Linked DNA regions of Homo sapiens: region 2 is linked to region 1. Evidence: chromatin loops called from intact Hi-C (ENCODE). Cell type or tissue: IMR-90. All regions are shown on one strand. Region 1 has its middle 23 kb from the start of MIR5707. Region 2 overlaps NCAPG2 (non-SMC condensin II complex subunit G2).

Region 1 (4,000 bases):
AGGTACGGACTCTTCTTATTCAACAGTGTCAGTGTTTACTAACCCCCTGTTTTCAGTATGGTGCTGCACCCTCAGTTCAGAGAGCCTCTATCTCATATGCCCTGGAAAATAAATCTCTAGTTGCCTACCAGAGAGGGCATGGGGATCTGAGGCTCTGTTTACACCTTTACTTTCTCTTAATTTTATTACGGTGGAACATTTATCAGCTGCATGACAGGTTTATTTGTACCTTCATCCACTGCCCACCCACTGGCTGATTTTGAAGCAAGTCTCAGATATCAAATAAAAACACAGCCACAGTACCGCTATTACATCTAAAAACAGTTATGTAAGTAAGATGTTAACTATGTTAATAGGCAATTATGATAAAAATTGTGTAAGATCATCCCATATCTCAAATTCTTCAGTAGATATCTGTTCTTACAGTTTGCTAGCTTGAATGAGATCCAAATAAGGTTTATATACCAAGTGTCTTATGTTTCTTGTGGATTCCACTCCGTCGTTTTAAAATACTGCTGGTACTTGTTTTGTACACTTGTGTTTGTCCTGTGGGCTTGCAGAGGTGCTGATTGCATCCTTGCAGCATCATTTAACACGTTACTCTGTCTCTGTTTTTCCTGAGAGTTGTCGTTAAATCTTTATCATAGTTTGTACTTCTCAATTTGATTAAATTCAGGTTTGTTTTTGTTTGACAGGGTTCCTCATAGGGAATATTGGCTCCTCCCTTAGGATGTACCTACCTCACAATAGCCTCTCTTTTTGTGATGTTATTAGCTATTGATGATAATTACCTCGATCTGTTAATTCATAAAAGTTTGCAAAAAGTCATACTCTGAGAATTATATTTCTTTTTTATCAGCTGGAATATTTGGTTTGCTTGCCCCCTTGTATAGATTGTATAGGAAAGGAGGGGAATTATTTACCAGTATTCAAAAATAGTGAGCATCTTCAAAAAGCGACGAATGAGAATTGTTAAAATTAGTGTCATTTGATGAGTTTCAGTCCATCGTAGTTATTGTCCTTATTGGAGCCCATATTTTCTGGCCAGTGAGAGCTCATTCAGTTTGGCCTGTAGTCCTCATAATGTGACCCAAGCAGTTTTTGGGAGCCTCCCTGCTTCCTGATGTGTTGAGTAGTCCCAGGCTCCTCTTGTACATTTCGTGCACTAGACCTAGAATCAACTGTTTCTCCGAGGACTTATGGTTTGAGTGGAAAATGGCAGTTGGAGACCATGATCTGGCCTCTAGGAGTGTTATTGCTAACGGGTTGGTCATTGACCGTTGTTTCTAGTGCTTTTCAGTAATCAGAGCTAGAAGATTATATAAGTATACATTTAAAAAGTATACATATATAAAATTATGCATATAATTGTATGCATGAATTATTTTTATGATAATATAGTTATATGAAATTTTTGGGGATAAACATGTGAGTTCATACTGATCATTCCAGTTCAAATTTAGGACTTGAGAATTTTAACTTAACCTCATTGGTCTTAGCTGTTTATATCCTTTTAACTGAGCCAAAAGTCTGAGTTCTCAGTGACACCAATGTGATTACTCATTCGGTTCAGCAATACACTCACTGTAGTCTAAGAGTAACATTGCAAACACTGCCACCATCAATGTGATTCTTGAAACAGTTTAAGATTTTTTTGCAGTTCTTTTGACCTTAGGGGTATATCCCCTTAGGGAACACAAACACAGCTCTTTCTGTATGGCTGTTCTGCCCCCAGCTGGATACATAATCAGATATATTTGTTTAGTTTTACCACCAATTTGTAGGTGTTGTTTTTAAAATCTGTCTATATTTTTATATTTATATGGTACCAAACATCAAGTTTTCAAAAAGGTATATTCAAATAATACATATTTCTGAATTTCCAAAATAGGTAATGTTTTTTAAAAATGTATGGTTTATTCTTCTATTAAAAAATAAGCAGGCCAGCCGGGCGTGGTGGCTCACGCCTGTAATCCTAGCACTATGGGAGGCCGAGGCGGGTGGATCACCTGAGGTCAGGAATTCGAGACCAGCCTGGACAACATGGTGAAACCCCATCTCTACTAAAAATACAGAATTAGCCTGGCATGGTGGTACATGCCTGTAATCCCAGCTACGCTGGAGGCTGAGGCAGGAGAATCGCTTAGAACCTGGGAGGCAGAGGTTGCAGTGAGCTGAGATTGCGCCACTGTACTCCACCCAGTCACAGTGGCTCACAGCTGTAATCCTGCACTTTGGGAGACCGAGGCGAGTGGATCGCTGAAGCCAGGAGTTCAAGACCAGCCTGGGCAGCATGGCAAAACCCATCTCTACAAAAAAATACAAAAGTGTGAAAATTAGCCAGGTGTGGTGGCACGCACCTATAATTGCAGCTACTTCGGAGGCTGAGGTGGGAGGATCAGTTGATCCCGGGAGGTTGAGGCTGCAGTGAGCCATGATGGTGCCACTGTACTCCAGCCTGGGTGACAGAGCGAGGCCTGTTATACTAACATCCTTTCTTAGACAAATGGAAACATACCAGATACATTGTATTTTACCTTTTTTTTTTTTTTTTTTTTTTTTTTTTTTTAGTTTTTAGCTTAATATATTCTGGAAACCTCTTCAACCTGTAACATAACATGGAGCTCTCATTTTTTTTCACAGCAGACTGGTGCTCCCTTATGTGCATGAAGCAATTTATCTAACCAGTGCCTTGCGGAGACTTTGGGTGTTTTCACTTTTGCTTTTGCCATAGTACCGCAATGAACAGCCTTGTGTGTATTTCTTCTCAGGCCTTCACTGGTATATAATTGGGATAGAGTAATGAAAGAGATTGCTAGAGGACAGGAAGTGGATTTGTGATTTTTTTGCATAATTGCCTAGTTCCTGTCTCTAGAGGTTGCACCATTTTGCCTCTCATCAGCCATGCATGAGAAGCCTGTTTCCCTCAGCTTGGCCAACAGAGTATGTCATTGAGATTTTGGATTTTTGCCAATCTGATAGGTGAGAAATGGTATCTCAGTGTAGTTTTAATTTGCATTTCATGATGAATGAGTCAAACTGCTTTTTGAACAAACTCAGTGATTTTCCTTATTTACCGCCATTCTCAGCGTAGCTGAACAGACTCAGTGATTTTCCTTATTCACCACCATTCTCAGCGTAGTTGAACAGACTCAGTGATTTTCCCTTATTTACCACCATTCTCAGCCTAGCTGGTGCTACCCACTTCTGTCCCTGGGCCTGGGGACAGTTGGATGTGTTTTTCCTTGTGGGATTGCTCCCCCAGCTTAGGGTTTGGCTTTCCTTGAGTATGCAGAGACAGAGACTGCTCTGTCTGATTTCCCCTTTTATAATATGCGTGCTAGTATCTGTTCTCCCACTTTGTTCTTACAGGTCTATGCCTTTTTAAAAAAGCATTTCGTGTCTTACTGGGTTTTGCGGGTAGCAGAGGTAAATGCTTATGTTCGATCTACCCATCTTTAGTAAGAATCCAAAAGGAACTTCTGTGCTGAAAGCCACCACAAACGTCAGCTATTTTCATGATTAAGGGGGAGAAAACCCACTTCCAGGTCCTCCACAGCACAGTTCAGAACTTGGAGTAACAGTTGTGGTGGGCACTGCTGTTTGAAAGGGGCACTGCTTTTAGTTTTTTCCTCTGCTTCAAGTTGTGAATCAATTTCACTTGAATCAATTGTGGCAGTCAACACAAATCAATTCCAGGGCACGTGGCTTCAGCATGAGCGAAGTTCCTGGTTTGTGTGGATTCTTCTACTTGGGACTGGGATGAGTACATTTTGGGGGTGCTCCAGGGTGTTTTTTGTGCTGGGAGACATCAACTTCATGTTGCCTGGGACTTTCCCAGGCAGTAGCCTCCCACGCAGACCCCCACAGCCCAGTGTGTTGTCACATCCCAGGTGAGCCTCATCCTGTGGGAGTCACTGCAGCGTTGCCCTTTCTTTGAGTCAGAAAAGTAGCATGAAGAAGTTTTAAAATCTCACCATATCCATTTTTCTTTATTTTC
Region 2 (4,000 bases), 68 kb before region 1:
CTCCCTCTCTTTAAGTTTTTCAGGCAAATTCCAGACCTGACATTTCATTTCTACATACTACTTTATTCATCTCTCAAAAATGTGCTTATGGAATGCCATTGTAAGACCTAAAAATGTGACAGTAAATCCTTGGTATTTTTAAAAATAATCAAGCCACATTAAAATTTTTCCAGTGATCTCAAATGTCTCCTTAGAGTTTTTTTGAATTAGGACTCAACAAGTTGCCCACATGGCATTTGCTTGTTATACCATTAAAATCGCTTATTCTAGAGCATTCCTCCCTCCTTTCCTTTTCTTAAAATCTATGCCATTGGCATGTGAGGAAACTGGACCAGTTGTCCTGTAGAATGTTGGCATACTGATAGTTAGCTCTAAAGGTTTGGATTCAACTTTTATGGTACAAATAACTTCCCAGGTAGTGCTGTGTATCTCATCTTTCATTGCAAGTCAGACAATGTGTGGTTGTCCCACATTAAGTGATGCTAAGTGACTTCAGGTGAAGGAAATATTTTCAAATATAATGGGGAAGAGGAACTTGAGCATCTGCAGACTCTGGTTTGTATTAGTATTAACCCTAGGAGCGTTTCCTTAGGTCCTTCCTCAAAGCCACAGAAATCCTGCTCATGTGTGAGGGTGGGCACAGAGTACAGGTACAGACATAGGGTCCACTGGGGTTTTTTGCTACTCTTAGAGGCTAGGCCTTTTCCCAGTTGCTGCACTCTGAGTACCATTAGTGCATGGGGCTGATGAAGGGCTTCCCACACACCTTCCTTGCTCAGCCCTTGTCAACAGTGGCCCTGAAATATCTTATTTACAGTTTCCGCCGTAGAGGTAGTTCTGTTTTTGTTCTGTGGAGGCTGTTGGAACAAATCCAGTCTTCTGAAGGTTGTCCAGGTCAGTGATGAGTCAGAAGAGGGGGCTCCACACTCACCATGCACTCAGTCTCTGAAATTTGTCTGATTTGAACTAGCCTTGAGTGGTAGGTGGAATCTTACATTGCCATTTGGCACAGATTTGATATTTCATCAAATAAAAGAGAAGCAAAGCATTCTCCTTGCTATAAGAAAACCAAAGGGATTCTAAGAAGCATGGACTTAAAATAAGAAAGCTTGGACAAAAGGGTCCAGGTTTTTTTCTCATGAAATATAAGATGGACAGGTCAGACTCTTTGTACTCAAATGCCGCACTGCTTGTCAGGTCGTCAGTAGGACACACACACACCAAGTGCTTTGCATTGCATTTGTTATTTCAGGCGATTGAAAATGATTGCATCCAGGACTTCATGTTCCACGGGATACACCTTCCGAGGAGGTCTCCAGTGCATTCCAAAGTGCGGGAGGTAAGATTGTGAACAGATTGTTTTTGAAATAATGTTTCCTCTGTTTTGTTTTTAGATAATTGTTTTGGTTAAATTTTAAAATTAAGCTTTCACAGACATCAGTTAGGGGGATTTCTCAGAACCTTGATATTTGATGTCTGGCAGTTTTATTCCTGCCACCAAAGTTTTAATGAGGAAAGCAAAGGTGTATTGTTGAGATGGTTAGTATTGTATTTGAATGACCTTAAATTCAATTCTCTGTCTTGAGATTTTCCAGAATTATTGGTTTCTAATGGCCACTATCATTTTTTTCAAAGATCCTAGAGGGTATTTGAAATTATTTTTATTATTTTACTTATTAAATTCCAATTTTGCTCTTCTGCAAACCAAATGAATAAATGTTTTGATTGTTTCTTTTGATATTTTGTTCTGTAAAGGTAATCTCAGAATTTAGATTAATCTCAGAATTTAGATATGAACTTTACCTTTATATTAATAATTGTAAATGGACTGACTAGATAAGATTCTATCATCAGTGCCATTACTACACTGATAGGTGTTTGATGGATCTTAAGGATCCTGGCAGGAGGAATGGGAAAATCTGGTCTGCTGTGTTTATTTAAATTAAGCAGCTGCTGTTGATCAGTGTTCTAACCCATGGGATGCCTTGTTTGCTTGCTGTTAGTTTTGGCAACCATATGTCAAGAAACCAAGTGAATAAAGACTACTCATTTCTTTGTTTTGTTGTAGAGTGAAACTACTGCTATTTATAGAATGTAAATATACTAATTATATTAATTTTGAGTGGATAAGAAAATGTTTCTTTGCATTATTGATGATTTAATTTCAGTTACACAAGGATAAAGAACCCAGAGATTTATCTAGACTACTGAGTTTTCCAGAGGATTTAAAAATCGTGATTGCATATATTTAGGATAAATATATTCAATGAACTCCCTGTCCTACCCACCCCCCACCCCCATCCCAGTGTGGCTTTATTTAGTTGTAGTCAGTTTGGGTTATTTATTTCACATAGATGAGTTGGTGTTTCAAATTTTATTTAGTAGAATTGCATTAAACTATGTATTTATGTAAACTATGTTTATGTAAACTATATGTGTAGTTTATATGTAAACTATGTATGTTTTCATATGTTATTTTTGCTGTGGTAGTCTGAGTAATTAAGATATTATAAGTATAGATATCACTATTTGGTAAATTTATGGAAAAATGCACAAAAAGAATTTAAAGGGAGAATATTAGATTTCACTCAAGTGAAACGTGTTACTCAACTCCAAGTAATTGTTTTTGTCACAACTTATAACACATTATAGTTTCTTCCTCAAATTGTTTTTATTTGATAACTATTAAATTTATCTGATAAGTCATTTTATTGATATTGAAAGAGGTTTCAGGCAGTGCTTCAGACATCATTTGAAATTAAAAATCTCAACATTGTTGATGAAAATGTTCTAGAATTAGACAGTAACAATGGTAGCATAGCTCTAAATATACTGAAAGCCACTGAATTGTATACTTTAAAACAGTAGATTTTGTGGCATGTGAATTAAGTCTTAAGCTGTTTAGAAAATTTTTCTATGAAGCAAGTGTACTGTTGATATCAAAGTTTGATAGTATTGTACACAAAAAGCAAACTATAGACTAATGTCACTTATCACCATCAATACAAACTACAAAATAATAATCAGAAAAAAATAATCCCCATACTGCAGCTCTTCTAGGGTTAAGTTGATACAAGCTCACTTAAAGTGTAGGCTGTTCTTTTACAGCCTGTTTAATCTTTCAAAATTTTCATGTTTCACTAATAAAGTTTAGCCCCAAAAGGTGTGAATAGAGAAGTAAGGCAAAATTAATTGTTGTTAGGGACATGAGGCTACAAAGAATTTTGGGAAGATTCTGACTGGAAAAGAAGTGAGTAGGAAAAGAAGAATGAAAGCTACAAGAATGATCATTTTCTGATTTTTTCATAAGTTTTGGGAGGAACTTGATACCTAAATTAATCTCATACAGTGAGGGGTCACTAAGTGTGACACCTCCTTGTTACAAAGTTATGAAACAGTTACCACATGTTGGTAATAAAGAGGTTAGTTAATGTTTTGGAACAAGCGTGAGCTCTTAGAACCATTCAGGAATCTCCCCTTTTCCATTTTATCCTGAAGGTCAGAGGTTTAAACGAGTCTTTTTTTGAGGTTATGTGGCTGTTGGCAGAATAGCAGAAACTAGAACCCAAACCATTTTATAGCCCAAGGCCATTAATCTTTTTATTTCAGCCGTAGATTCTTTCTTGTGATTGACTGCATTTACTACTGTCCTATATCCATTGAAGTTACTCCTGCTGAAGAATTGTCATGACATGTGGATGCCAGCCAGAGCCTACTTGTGGTGGAGAGAACAATTCTCCCTGTTGCTCTTTCCAAATGCCATTTTATTTTATTTATTTATTTTTTTGTTAATGCCTTCCTTTTCCTTTTTTTGGTCCTTAGGTTCTGAGTTACTTTCACCATCAAAAGAAAGTTCGGCAGGGAGTGGAAGAGATGCTTTATAGATTATATAAGCCCATCCTTTGGAGAGGATTAAAGGTATACATTTCAAATAGTTTATCCGTGTTTGGAATGTACTACTTGTGCTTTTGAATTTAGCAAACTCTAAGTCCAAATTACA

What was found. A loop is a pair of places that touch in the nucleus more often than their neighbours do. Peaks named below come from ENCODE experiments on the same cell type or tissue, not always from the same donor. Only the 100,000 strongest peaks of a DNase experiment are listed, where the experiment ranks them.
Region 2: a loop joins it to region 1, with 2.6 times the contacts of the local background. A loop is called at or near these places in 1 of 110 quality-filtered maps.

The regions. Positions count from the first base shown.
Region 1 is chr7:158,612,527-158,616,526 of GRCh38, reverse strand. No RefSeq gene overlaps it. Among named protein-coding and RNA genes, the nearest start is that of MIR5707, 23 kb to the right of the region's middle. In IMR-90, no CTCF peak of the experiment used is centred here; a DNase peak (open chromatin) is centred at 1,556.
Region 2 is chr7:158,680,639-158,684,638 of GRCh38, reverse strand. It overlaps NCAPG2 (non-SMC condensin II complex subunit G2), which reads left to right. Exons shown (of 28, transcript NM_017760.7): 9 at 1,253-1,339; 10 at 3,823-3,918. Among named protein-coding and RNA genes, the nearest start is that of NCAPG2, 22 kb to the left of the region's middle. In IMR-90, no CTCF peak of the experiment used is centred here; no DNase peak of the experiment used is centred here; H3K27ac peaks cover 944 bases.